Linked DNA regions of Homo sapiens: region 2 is linked to region 1. Evidence: read pairs that join two places in POLR2A ChIA-PET (ENCODE). Cell type or tissue: Panc1. All regions are shown on one strand. Each heading gives the region's core, and the rest is flanking DNA. Links, peaks and the distances in the headings are about the cores only.

Region 1 (5,372 bases), core at 288-5,287:
TTCTGGTGGTAGAGCCACGAGGGGAAAACTCTCTGGTCTCTTGGTGTCTGTACCTGAAACACACAGACTCCCCGAGGGTGCTGCTGTAGAGGGAGCACTGGACCAGGAGTCCTGAGCCCTGTGATCCATCCCAGTTCTTCTTCTCACTCAGGGGCTCTTTTTCTTCATTTGTTCAAAGGGTTGGGAGGTGGCCTCAGGCCAGTTTAGGATCCTGCATCCTCCAGGACCCATCCCTGGCCAGGGGGCTTCTACCTGGAACAATGCTGCCTGGCCAACCACCCCGTTGATCTCCTGCCTCCTCCCTGTGAGTCCAGGCAGTGAAGGTGGAGCCAGGGGACAGTGTGATTAATACTGTGGGGTTTAGGGTAAGACACAGGAGATGAAGAAACTTGAGCTCAGAGAGGTTGAGAAACTTGCCCAAGGCCACACAATTCCTGCCATACTGGAGCCTTAGCCGGTTCTCTGATTGTAGTTTGAGCCCTTGACCACCTTAGTCTCCTATCTTCAAAGAGATAAAGTAAATTAAAGGCTTAGCCAAGTGCCAGCTGTGTGGGAGGTGTGCTCAGATGGAAGCAGCCATACATTTTACGACTTCCAGGACATTGTGTAATCATGAGTAGCTCTATTACAAGGTGGTTCTTGGGAGTTCTCACTGTCTCCCTCCCTTAACTTTTTTCTTTTTTCTTTTTTTTTTTTTTCTTGAGACAGAGTCTCGCTCTGTTGCCAGGCTGGAGTGCAGTGGCGCGATCTTGGCTCACTGCAACCTCCTACTCCCTGCTACTCCCTGGTTCAAGCAATTCTCCTGCCTTGGCCTCCCGAGTAGCTGAGATTACAGGCACAGGCCACCACGCCCAGCTAATTTTTGTATTTTTAGTAGAGATGGGGTTTCACCGTGTTGGCCAGGATGATCTCGATCATGAGCCACCGCTCCCGGCCCTCCCTCCCTTAACTTTGGGAGCAGGTTTCCTCTCTGCCCTCTCTACCAGCCTCTCTAGGAAGACAGCTTTTTCTTTCTTTCTTTCTTTCTTTCTTTCTTTCTTTCTTTCTTTCTTTCTTTCTTTCTTTCTTTCTTTCTTTCTTTCTTTCTTTTCTTTCTTTCTTTCTTTTTTTTTTTTTTTGAGATGGAGTCTCGCTGTGTCACCCAGGCTGGAGTGCAGTGGTGCAATCTCGGCTCACCGCAACCTCTGCCTCCCAGGTTCACTCCATTCTCCTGCCTTGGCCTCCCAAGTAGCTGGAACCACAGGCACCCGCCACCAGGCCTGGCTAATTTTTTGTATTTTTAATAGAGATGGGGTTTCACCATGTTAGCCAGGATGATCTCGATCTCCTGACCTCGTGATCCACCTGCCTCAGCCTCCCAAAGTGCTGGGATTACAGGCATGAGCCACCACGCCTGGCCTTTTTTTTTTTTTTTAATTGAGACAGAGTCTCGCTCTGTTGCCCACGCTGGAGTGCAGTGGCATGATCTCGACTCACTGCAATTTCTGCCTCCTGGGTTCAAGCAATTCTCCTGTCTCAGTCTCCTGAGTAGCTGGGACTACAGGCGCCCGCCACCACGCCTGGCTAATTTTTGTATTTTTAGTAGAAACGGGTTTTTACCTTGTTGGTCAGGCTGGTCTTGAACTCCTGACCTCAGGTGATCCACCGGCCTCGGCCTCCCAAAGTGCTGGGATTACAGGCGTGAGCCACTGCGCCAGGCTGAGGACAGCCTTCGTGGGGGCTGGGAGGGGGCCCTGGACCCCGAGCCCTTCAGGCAAGTGGATGTGTGGGAAGCATTGTTTTTCTTCCCCCTCAAATAAGGAGATTTTATTGTTCCTCCCCGCATCCCTTCAAACTGTATTTATCCATATTTTCATGGCTGAACCTCCACCCTTGCCCCTCAAAGAGGAAGTCTTTTGTGGAGCCAGAGAAAGGAGGGGACTGCTCAGGCCTGGCCTGTCAGGGGGACAGGCTGCACAGCTGACACCCAGTTGGCCACTGTGTCCCGGCGGCTTGTGAGCATGGACATTCCAGAGACCACCTGCCCCAGAAGCCCCCTCTAGACCCCGTTTAAGATGGAAAACCCCAGACGAGCCCTCAAGGCACCTGCTGTGTCCTGCCTCAGGGCATCCATGACAGGTCCCTCTCCTTACCTGATGCCTCAGGAGGATGTGCTCAAGGAGACTAAGTCATGAGATGGACATTGTGACCCACGTGAGCCTCAGTCAGCCATGTGGTGACTGCTTTGCCACAGTTTGAGGACCTGGACAGGCTCCCTCGTGGCCCGTACCTTGAGCCGAGCCCTGTGGCTGCCGGGCTGGCAAGTTCCCAGCCTGAGGACCACGAAGTCCCCAGGCCCCACATCCTTAAGGGCTTGACCTCCATGCCTTTGCTTCTCAGCACCAGCCAGCTGTTTCCCTCTTGAGCCTCTGAGAAAGAGGATCTTTTTTCTCTGGGCCCCTGGTCCCACTGTCCTCACTTGTAATTCACATTAGTTGTGTTTGTTGCCACAGGTCTATACCCTTCCTCCCAGGCTCTCTCCTGAACAACCCTGGCTTCCCTGGCCTCCCCAGGCAGCAATCCCCTGCTCCCTCTCCTCCCCTCTTTCCCTGAGCTCCAGATTCTAGCAGATTTTAAAAATTATTGTTGTAGGCCGGGCGCGGTGGCTCACGCCTGTAATCCCAGCACTTTGGGAGGCTGAGGCAGGCAGATCACGATGTCAGGAGATCGAGACCATCCTGGCTAACATGGTGAAACCCGTCTCCACTAAAAATACAAAAAAAAAAAAAATTAGCCGGGTGTGGTGGCGGGCGCCTGTAGTCCCAGCTACTCAGGAGGCTGAGGCAGGAGAGTGGTGTGAACCCAGGAGGCGGAGGTTGCAGTGAGCCGAGATTGCACCACTGCACTTCAGCCTGGGCAACAGAGTGAGACTCCATCTCAAAAAAAAAAAAAAAAATTGTTGTAGGCTGGGCATGGTGGCTCATGCCTGTAATCCCAGCACTTTGGGAGGCTGAGGCAGGTGGATCACGAGGTCAGGAGTTTGAGACCAGCCTGGCCAAGATGGTGAAACCCCGTCTCTACTAAAAATACAAGAATTAGCTGGGCGTGGTGTCAGGCGCCTGTAATCCCAGCTACGCAGGAGGCTGAGGCAGGAGGCTTGAACCCAGGAGTTGGAGGTTGCAGTGAGTTGAGATGGCACCACTGCACTCCAGACTGGGCAACAGAGCTAGACTCTCTCTCTCTCTGTCTCTCTCTCTCTCACACACACACACACACACACACACAAAATTATTGTTGTAGTCTTAATTTTTCCAAATGGCTATACAGGCCGGGCATGGTGGCTCACACCTGTAATTCCAGCACTTTGAGAGGCCGAGGCAGAGGGATCGCTTGAGGTCAGGAGTTCTAGACTAGCTTGGGCAACACAAGGAGATCCCATCTCTACTAAAAGTAAAAAACAAACAAAAACAAATGGACTGGGCACAGTGGCTCACACCTATAAGCCCAGCACTTTGGGAGGACGAGGCAGGTGGATCACTTGAGGTTAGGAGTTTGAGCCCAGCCTGGCCAACATGGTGAAAGCCCATCTCTACTAAAAATACAAAAATTATCCGGGTGTGGTGGTGCACACCTGGAGGCTGAGGTGGGAGGATCACTTGAACCCAGGAGGTTGAGGCTGCAGTGAGCTGTGATCGCGGCACTGCACTCTAGCCTGGGTGACAGAGTGAGACCCTGTCTCAAAAAAAAAAAAAAGATTAGATGGGTGGACAGATAGATGTGCAGATATAGACACAGATATAGATGTGTTGGAAAGAGACATGCGAGATACTCATAGACGTTAGCTAATTCAACATCCTAGCTTTAGGCTGGATTAAATATCTGCCTAAATCTATGACTCTCTCTTTTATTTTTCTTTTATTGTTAGAAATATACATTATATATACATTACATAAAATTTGCCATTTTAACCATTTTATTAATATATATTTTTTGAGACAGTCTTGCTCTATCGCCCAGGCTAGAGTGCAATGGCACGATTTTGGCTCACTGCAACCTCCACCTCCCCGGTTCAAGCAATTCTCTCACCTCCGACTCCCAAATAGGTGGGACTACAGGCATGCACCACCATGCCCGGCTAATGTTTCACCGTGTTGGCCAGGCTGGTCTCAAACTCCTGACCTCAAGTGATCTGCCCACCTTGGCCTTCCAAACTGTTAGGATTGCAGGCGTGAGCCACCGCTCTCAGCCCATTTTAATCGTTTTTGTTTGTTTGTTTTTTGACACAGAGTCTCACTCTGTCGCCCAGGCTGGAGTGCAGTGGCGTGATCTCGGCTCACTGCAAACTTCACCCCCCGGGTTCAAGCCATTCTCCTGTCTCAGCCTCCCGAGTAGCTGGGACTACAGGCGCCCGCCACCACGCCCAGCTAATTTTTTGTGTTTTTAGTAGAGACGGGGTTTCACCGTGTTAGCCAGGATGGTCTCGATCTCCTGACCTCGTGATCCGCCCGCCTTGGCCTCCCAAAGTGCTGGGATTACAGGCGTGAGCCACCGCGCCCAGCCAGTCATTTTCAAGTGTACAATTCACCCCGGGCATGGTGGCTCACGCCTGTAAATCCCAGCACTTTGGGAGGCCAAGGTGGGTGGATCACGAGGTCAGGAGATCGAGACCATCCTGGCTAACACGGTGAAACCCCGTCTCAAAAAAAAATTAAAAAATGAAGTGTACAATTCAGTGGCATTAAATACATTCAAATTGTTCTGTAACCTCGCCATCATCCATCTCTCTTCATCTTCTCAACTAAGACTCTATACACATTAAACAATAACTCATCATTTCCCACGTTCTTCTAGCCCCTGAATACCACCATTCTACTTTTCCATTTTTAAAAATTATTTATTATTATTATTATTATTTGAGATGGAGTCTCGCTCGGTCACCCAGGCTGGAGTGCAGTGGCACGATCTCAGCTCACTGCAACCTCTGCCTCCCGGGTTCAAGCAATTTGTCTGCTTCTCAGCCTCCTGAGTAGCTGGGGCTAGATGCTCGTGCCACTACGCCTGGCTAATTTTTGTATTTTTAGTAAAGACGGGCTTTCACCATGCTGACCAGGCTGGTCTTGAACTCTTGACCTCAGGTGATCTACCCGCCTCAGCTTCCCACAGTGTTGGGATTACAGGCGTGAGTACAATTCACCCCGGGCATGGTGGCTCACGCCTGTAAATCCCAGCACTTTGGGAGGCCAAGGTGGGTGGATCACGAGGTCAGGAGATCGAGACCATCCTGGCTAACACGGTGAAACCCCGTCTCTACTAAAAATACAAAAAATTAGCTGGGCGTGGTGGCGGGCGCCTGTAGTCCCAGCTACTCGGGAGGCTGAGGCAGGAGAATGGCC
Region 2 (5,372 bases), core at 233-5,232, 210 kb after region 1:
GCTGGCTATACATGAATCTATGCATGTGATAAAATGTCATGGAATTATACACAAAGACAAACAAAAATGAGTGCATGCAAAGAATGGTGAAATCAAGCAAGGTCTATAGTTAGTTACATCGCTTTCCTGGTTTTGATAAGGCACAATGGTTACGTAAGACGGCACCACCAGGGGAAGCCAGGTGCTGGCTGCACCAGGCCTGTCTGTACTATTTATGTAACTTCTTGTAAGTCAATAATTCTTTCAAAATAAAAAGTTTATAAAAACGGAAAAGCATCTCTGGCCATATTGTCCACCTGGTCATCACCTAGTGGCACCCACTGGGCCATAAAGGATGAAGTCCATTCTCCCAGCAGGGCACAGAGCCCTTCATGGGCTGGCCCTTTCTTCTGGAATGACATTTGCCATCTCTCTTAATATACCAAGCCCTGCTCTGAGACTGGCAACGAAACAAGAATATCCACTCTTGGAGGACACAGGGGGCTGTACCTCACTCACAGCTCCAGTTCTACCCGGCAGGGCCTCTCTTGTTGATACCAGTGGGTCCCCTCCTGTACTGGCCTGAGGAGACAGTCATCTGCTTCTGATGCTCTTGCCCAAGCCAGACAAAAGTACCTTTCCCTACAACACTGCTGGACTGAAGACTTGAAAAAGGACGGCTCCAGTGCTCTGAAAACCAAAGAGTCACTGGCTCAATGTGCTCTACTGTCCACCAGGCGATCTGGCTGCACCCCAGGGGCTCCTCTACAGCCCTTCCACGTCTTGTCCCACCGCAGAGGCTGTCTCACCCCAGGACCCAGGACTATCCTTGGGCCTGAGGAACAAAGACTATCAAGACTTTGCAAATGTTCCAGGTGCAAATGTTCCACCACCAGGTGCTGGGCCGTGCGTGTTGCACATGTCATTTTATAATGGTGAGAAGTTTCTGAGGTAGGCGTGAATTCCTAACTTTACAGATGAGCACACTGAAGTGAACCACTTGCCCAAGATCACTTTATAGGAAATGGCAGAGCTAGGGATTGAACTCCAGCTGTCTTCCTTTTCGTGTATCAGCTCATTAATGGGTATCTTTTAAACACCTTTTTTTTTTTTTTTTTGACGGAGTCTTGCTCTGCCGCCCAGGCTGGAGTGCAGTGGTGCGATTTTGGCTCTCTGCAAGCTCCGCCTCCTGGGTTCACGCCATTCTCCTGCCTCAGCCTCCCGAGTAGCTAGAACTACAGGCGCCTGCCACCATGCCCAGCTAATTTTTTGTATTTTTATAGAGACAGGGTTTCACCGTGTTAGCCAGGATGGTCTCGATGTCCTGACCTCGTGATCCGCCTGCCTCGGCCTCCCAAAGTGCTGGGATTACAGGCATGAGCCACCGCACGTGGCCTCTTAAACACCTTTTATGTGCCAGGCACTGTGCATACGATGGTGAGCAACGACAGAGTCCCCACCATTCTGGGCTTATAGTATCATGGCAGGGAAGTCCAGACAGCAATAAATAATCATGATATATGAGGGTAAAATGACAAATTTAGATAAGAGAAGCATATGGGTCTTTGATGATGTGTAGCAAACAACGCTGACCTAGCTGGGCATTGGAAGGAGCTGCCCAAGGAAGTTACCTGAGCACAGTGCTAAAAGATGACTAAGTAAAGGGAGAAGAGAACTACAAAGAGAACACAGCACATGCAAAGGTCCTGGGGCAGAGGGAGTGTGAAACATTTGTGAAATCGATGGGAGGCCAGTGTAGCTGCAGTCCAGAAACCAAAGAGCATGTAAGGCACAGGACCGAGCAAGTGTTCACTGCAGCCAGACTGTGTTCTCAGAGCCTTGTGAGTATTGTCTCATGGCATCTTCACAACCACCTGCTGCTATTGCATCCCCATTCTCCAGGTGAAAAAACTGGGGCACAAAGGAATGAGTCAGTTATCCAGAAGCATCTGGCAAGGGCAATGTGGAGCTCACATTTGAATCCAGGGAGCCTGACTCCAGAGCCCATGCTCTGAGCCACTGCCTCACACTGGTTCACGAGAGAAGGCAGGCCATGCTGAAGCTTGGTCTTTTCCTTAGATGAGAGGAAAGGTTTTTAGGCAGGGTGATAACTTAATCAGACATGTGTTTTGAAATGAGGCTGGATGCAGTGGGGGCAATGAGGACGCGGGATGGGGAAGGGGGCTGGGAGCTGCTGCAGGGTCCAGGCCGGAGATATTAACCCCTTAGACCAGGAAGGGGCCCTAGTGATGGAGAGGGGTGGATCAGACAGGAAGGACTAACAGATACAGATCGGGCATGGAGGCAGGAGAGACAGATGAGATGGAGGGAGCAGGCCACATTCCCAGGTTTCTGGCTCACCTGACTCGGGGGATGATGGACCCTTTGCCTGGGACAGGTAAAACCCTGGAGGAGTACAAGGTTTGGGGAAAATCACAAATCCAGTCTTGGGCTGAGGACCGTCCCAGAGCAGATGTCAGGTTGTCAGAGGACACCAGGATTGGGAGCTTAGAGAGCAGTCAGGCCAGGCACTATGGATCAGTGAGTCACTGATGCTGTGGGTGTAGCCAGTCTCATCCAGGGAGGGAGGACAGCAGAGGAGGGGTGGACCCCAAGGACTCTGCTTGTACTGGCTGTGCAGCAGAGAATGAGACACATGGCCCGAGGTGGGAGGAAAATGAGGGGAATCTGCAAGCCAAGAGAAAGGGAACATTTCCAAGAATGGGGTGGTCAGCAGAGGATAGGGTGCCACTAAAAAGGCAATTAATACACAGACCCCCAAATATCCAGCAGCTATCAATGGGAAATCATCAGTGAGTTTAGGGGAAGAAACTCAGTGGTGTGATGTGGGCGGGGGGTGGGGTTGAGAAGCGAACAAGAGAAGCGGATGGATACCGTGAGTTTAGATGACTTCTGAGAAGTTTGGCTGCAAAGGGGAGGAGGAGGAGGATGGTGGCAGCTGCAGAGAGACGTGGGGTTGTAGGGGGTTTCAGAGAGAGGCACTTCAGCGTGTTCCCGTGGCAAGGGGAAGTGGCCAGTATGATGCAGTGGATACCATGGGTGCTGCTCAGATGCCCTCTTCCAGCACTGAGCGATGATTTCCCAAAGGACAGGGAGGGTCAGCAGCCAATAGCACTCATCTGAGCCTCTCTCCAGGATGTGTCCTGGGCTGAAGAGAGCTGCTCTGCCCAAATCCATGCCCTCCCTTCTCCCACCTTACAAGGCAGCCCATATCCAGTGGCCTGGCCCCCTGGCCATAATGGGACACAAGACTGAGGCTGTCCCAGCTCCAGGGCTTCCCATGGGGTGGCTGAGGCCTTAGAAGGGGCTGTGCCCCAGCTCAGCTTCTCCCTCAGCCACTCCTGCTGGCTCCACCCCTCAGGCATTGGTCCCGAGATCACGCCCAGCAAGCCCCCTGCCAACGTCTCTGTTTCCTGGGACATTCAACCTGAGACAGCAGCTAAATAGCAAGAAGAGGGGCCAGTGATCATGGATATTTCCTGAAAAAACAGATGAGCTGTACCCTGGAGAAATGTCTGCTCTGAGGTACCGAGGAAAGGAGGCCAGTGAGGCCGTGGTGAGGGAGGGCTGAGCTTTGTGATGGGATGTTAAGTGTGTCCACCATTCCGGGAGGTGGAGGTGGGTCACCTGTTGAGAGAGGGAAGGCTGGGAGGGCCAGGGGTTGGAGGGAATGAAGACCCAAAACAATTGTTGCAGAAGGCGAGAGGGAACAGAAACCCTCAAACATAGCTGGTGGGAGATTGTGCAGCTATAGAAAACAATTTGATGGTTCCTCAAAAGGTTAAAGGTAGAGTTACCTTTTATTCCAGCAATTTAATCCAGCAAACTCCTGGAAAATAATTAATAAAACATGAGTCATAGACTGAGTGTTTGTGCCTCCCACCCCATTAATATGTTGAAGCCCTAACCCTCAATGTGATGGCATCGAGGTGGGGCCTTTGGCAGGTGATTAGGTTCATGTGAGACCATAAAGGTGAGATTAGTGTCCTTGTAATAAATGGAAGTGACTGGAGCTCGCTCTCTTTGTGCCACTTAAGGACATAGTGAGAAGGTGGCTGTCCGCAAGCTGGGAAGAGAGCCCTTATCAGAACCTGACTGTACCGGCCCCTTACTCGAACTTCCAGCCTCCAAAACTGTGAGAAATAAATCTTCTGTTGTTTTAGCCACCCAGTCTATGGTATTTTGTTATGGTAGCCCTAGCTGACCGAAATGATATGTCCACAGAAAAACTTGTACGTGAGTGTTCATGGCAGCATTATTCATATTAGCCAAAAAGTGGAAAAAACCCGGCTGGGTGCAGTGGCTCACATCTGTAATCCCAGCACTTTGGAAGGCCAAGGCAGGTGGATCACGGAGTCAGGAGTTCAAGACCAGCCTGGCCAAGATGGTGAAACCCCATCGATACTAAAAATACAAAAAAAAAAAAAAAATTAGTCGGGTGTGGTGGCGGGCGCCTGTAATCCCAGCTACTCGGGAGGCTGAGGCAGATAATTGCTTGAACCTGGTAGGTGGAGGTTGCAGTGAGCCAAGATCATGCCTCTGCACTTCAGCCTGGGAGACAGAGTGAGACTCTGTCTCAGGAAAAAAAAAAAAAAAAAAAGTGGAAACAACCCAAATGTCCATCAATTGACACATGGATAAACAAAATGTGATGTATCCATACAATGGAACGTTATTTGACAATAAAAAAGAATGAGGGCCAGGTGTGGTGGCTCACGCCTCTAATCTCAGCACTTTGAGAGGCAGAGGCCGGAGGATTGTTTGCGCTCAGCAGTCCGGGACCAGCCTGGGCAACATGGTAAGACCTTGTCTCTACAAACAATACAAAAGTTAAGTGTGGTGGTACACGCCTATAGTCCCAGCTACTTGGGAGGCTGAGATGGAAAGATTGCTTGAGCTTGGGAGGTGGAGGTTGCAGTGAACTAAGATTGCACCACTGCACTCCAGCCTGGGTGACAGAGTGAGACTCTGTCTCAAAAATAAATAAATAAATACAATAAATACAATAAAAAGGAATGAGGTAATGATGCAGGCTATGACCTGGATAAAACTTGCAAACTTCTGTGAGCCCACAGCCCAGTGGGAAGGCCTGGCCACGGAAGCACAATCATATCCAGTGAGCTAAGTGTGATGAGAGAGACACACGCATGAGATCTGAGGAGGGTGTAGGGGGCAGGTGTGAGCTGAGGCTTGGGGGAGGAGGAGGAGGAACTGGCCAGGGGAAAGGGAAGGAGGCAGGAAGACTGTTGGCCCAAAAGTATCGAGGCAAGAAGCAACCTGGAGTGTCCCGGGGCAGCGTGGGCACAGCTGGTATGCATAGGTGGGAGGGGTGGCTGCTGGGTGGAGGATTAAATGGGGAGGAGAGCACCCAT

What was found. ChIA-PET counts read pairs that join two places held together with the same protein. Peaks named below come from ENCODE experiments on the same cell type or tissue, not always from the same donor. Only the 100,000 strongest peaks of a DNase experiment are listed, where the experiment ranks them.
Region 2: POLR2A ChIA-PET joins it to region 1 with 6 read pairs; 8 of 35 experiments call an interaction of 5 or more read pairs at or near these places.

What each region holds. Positions count from the first base shown.
Region 1 is chr17:45,175,859-45,181,230 of GRCh38, forward strand. No RefSeq gene overlaps it. Among named protein-coding and RNA genes, the nearest start is that of HEXIM2-AS2, 7.1 kb to the left of the region's middle. In Panc1, for the core only: no CTCF peak of the experiment used is centred there; no DNase peak of the experiment used is centred there; H3K27ac peaks cover 1,130 bases.
Region 2 is chr17:45,386,224-45,391,595 of GRCh38, forward strand. No RefSeq gene overlaps it. Among named protein-coding and RNA genes, the nearest start is that of ARHGAP27, 44 kb to the right of the region's middle. In Panc1, for the core only: no CTCF peak of the experiment used is centred there; no DNase peak of the experiment used is centred there; H3K27ac peaks cover 2,388 bases.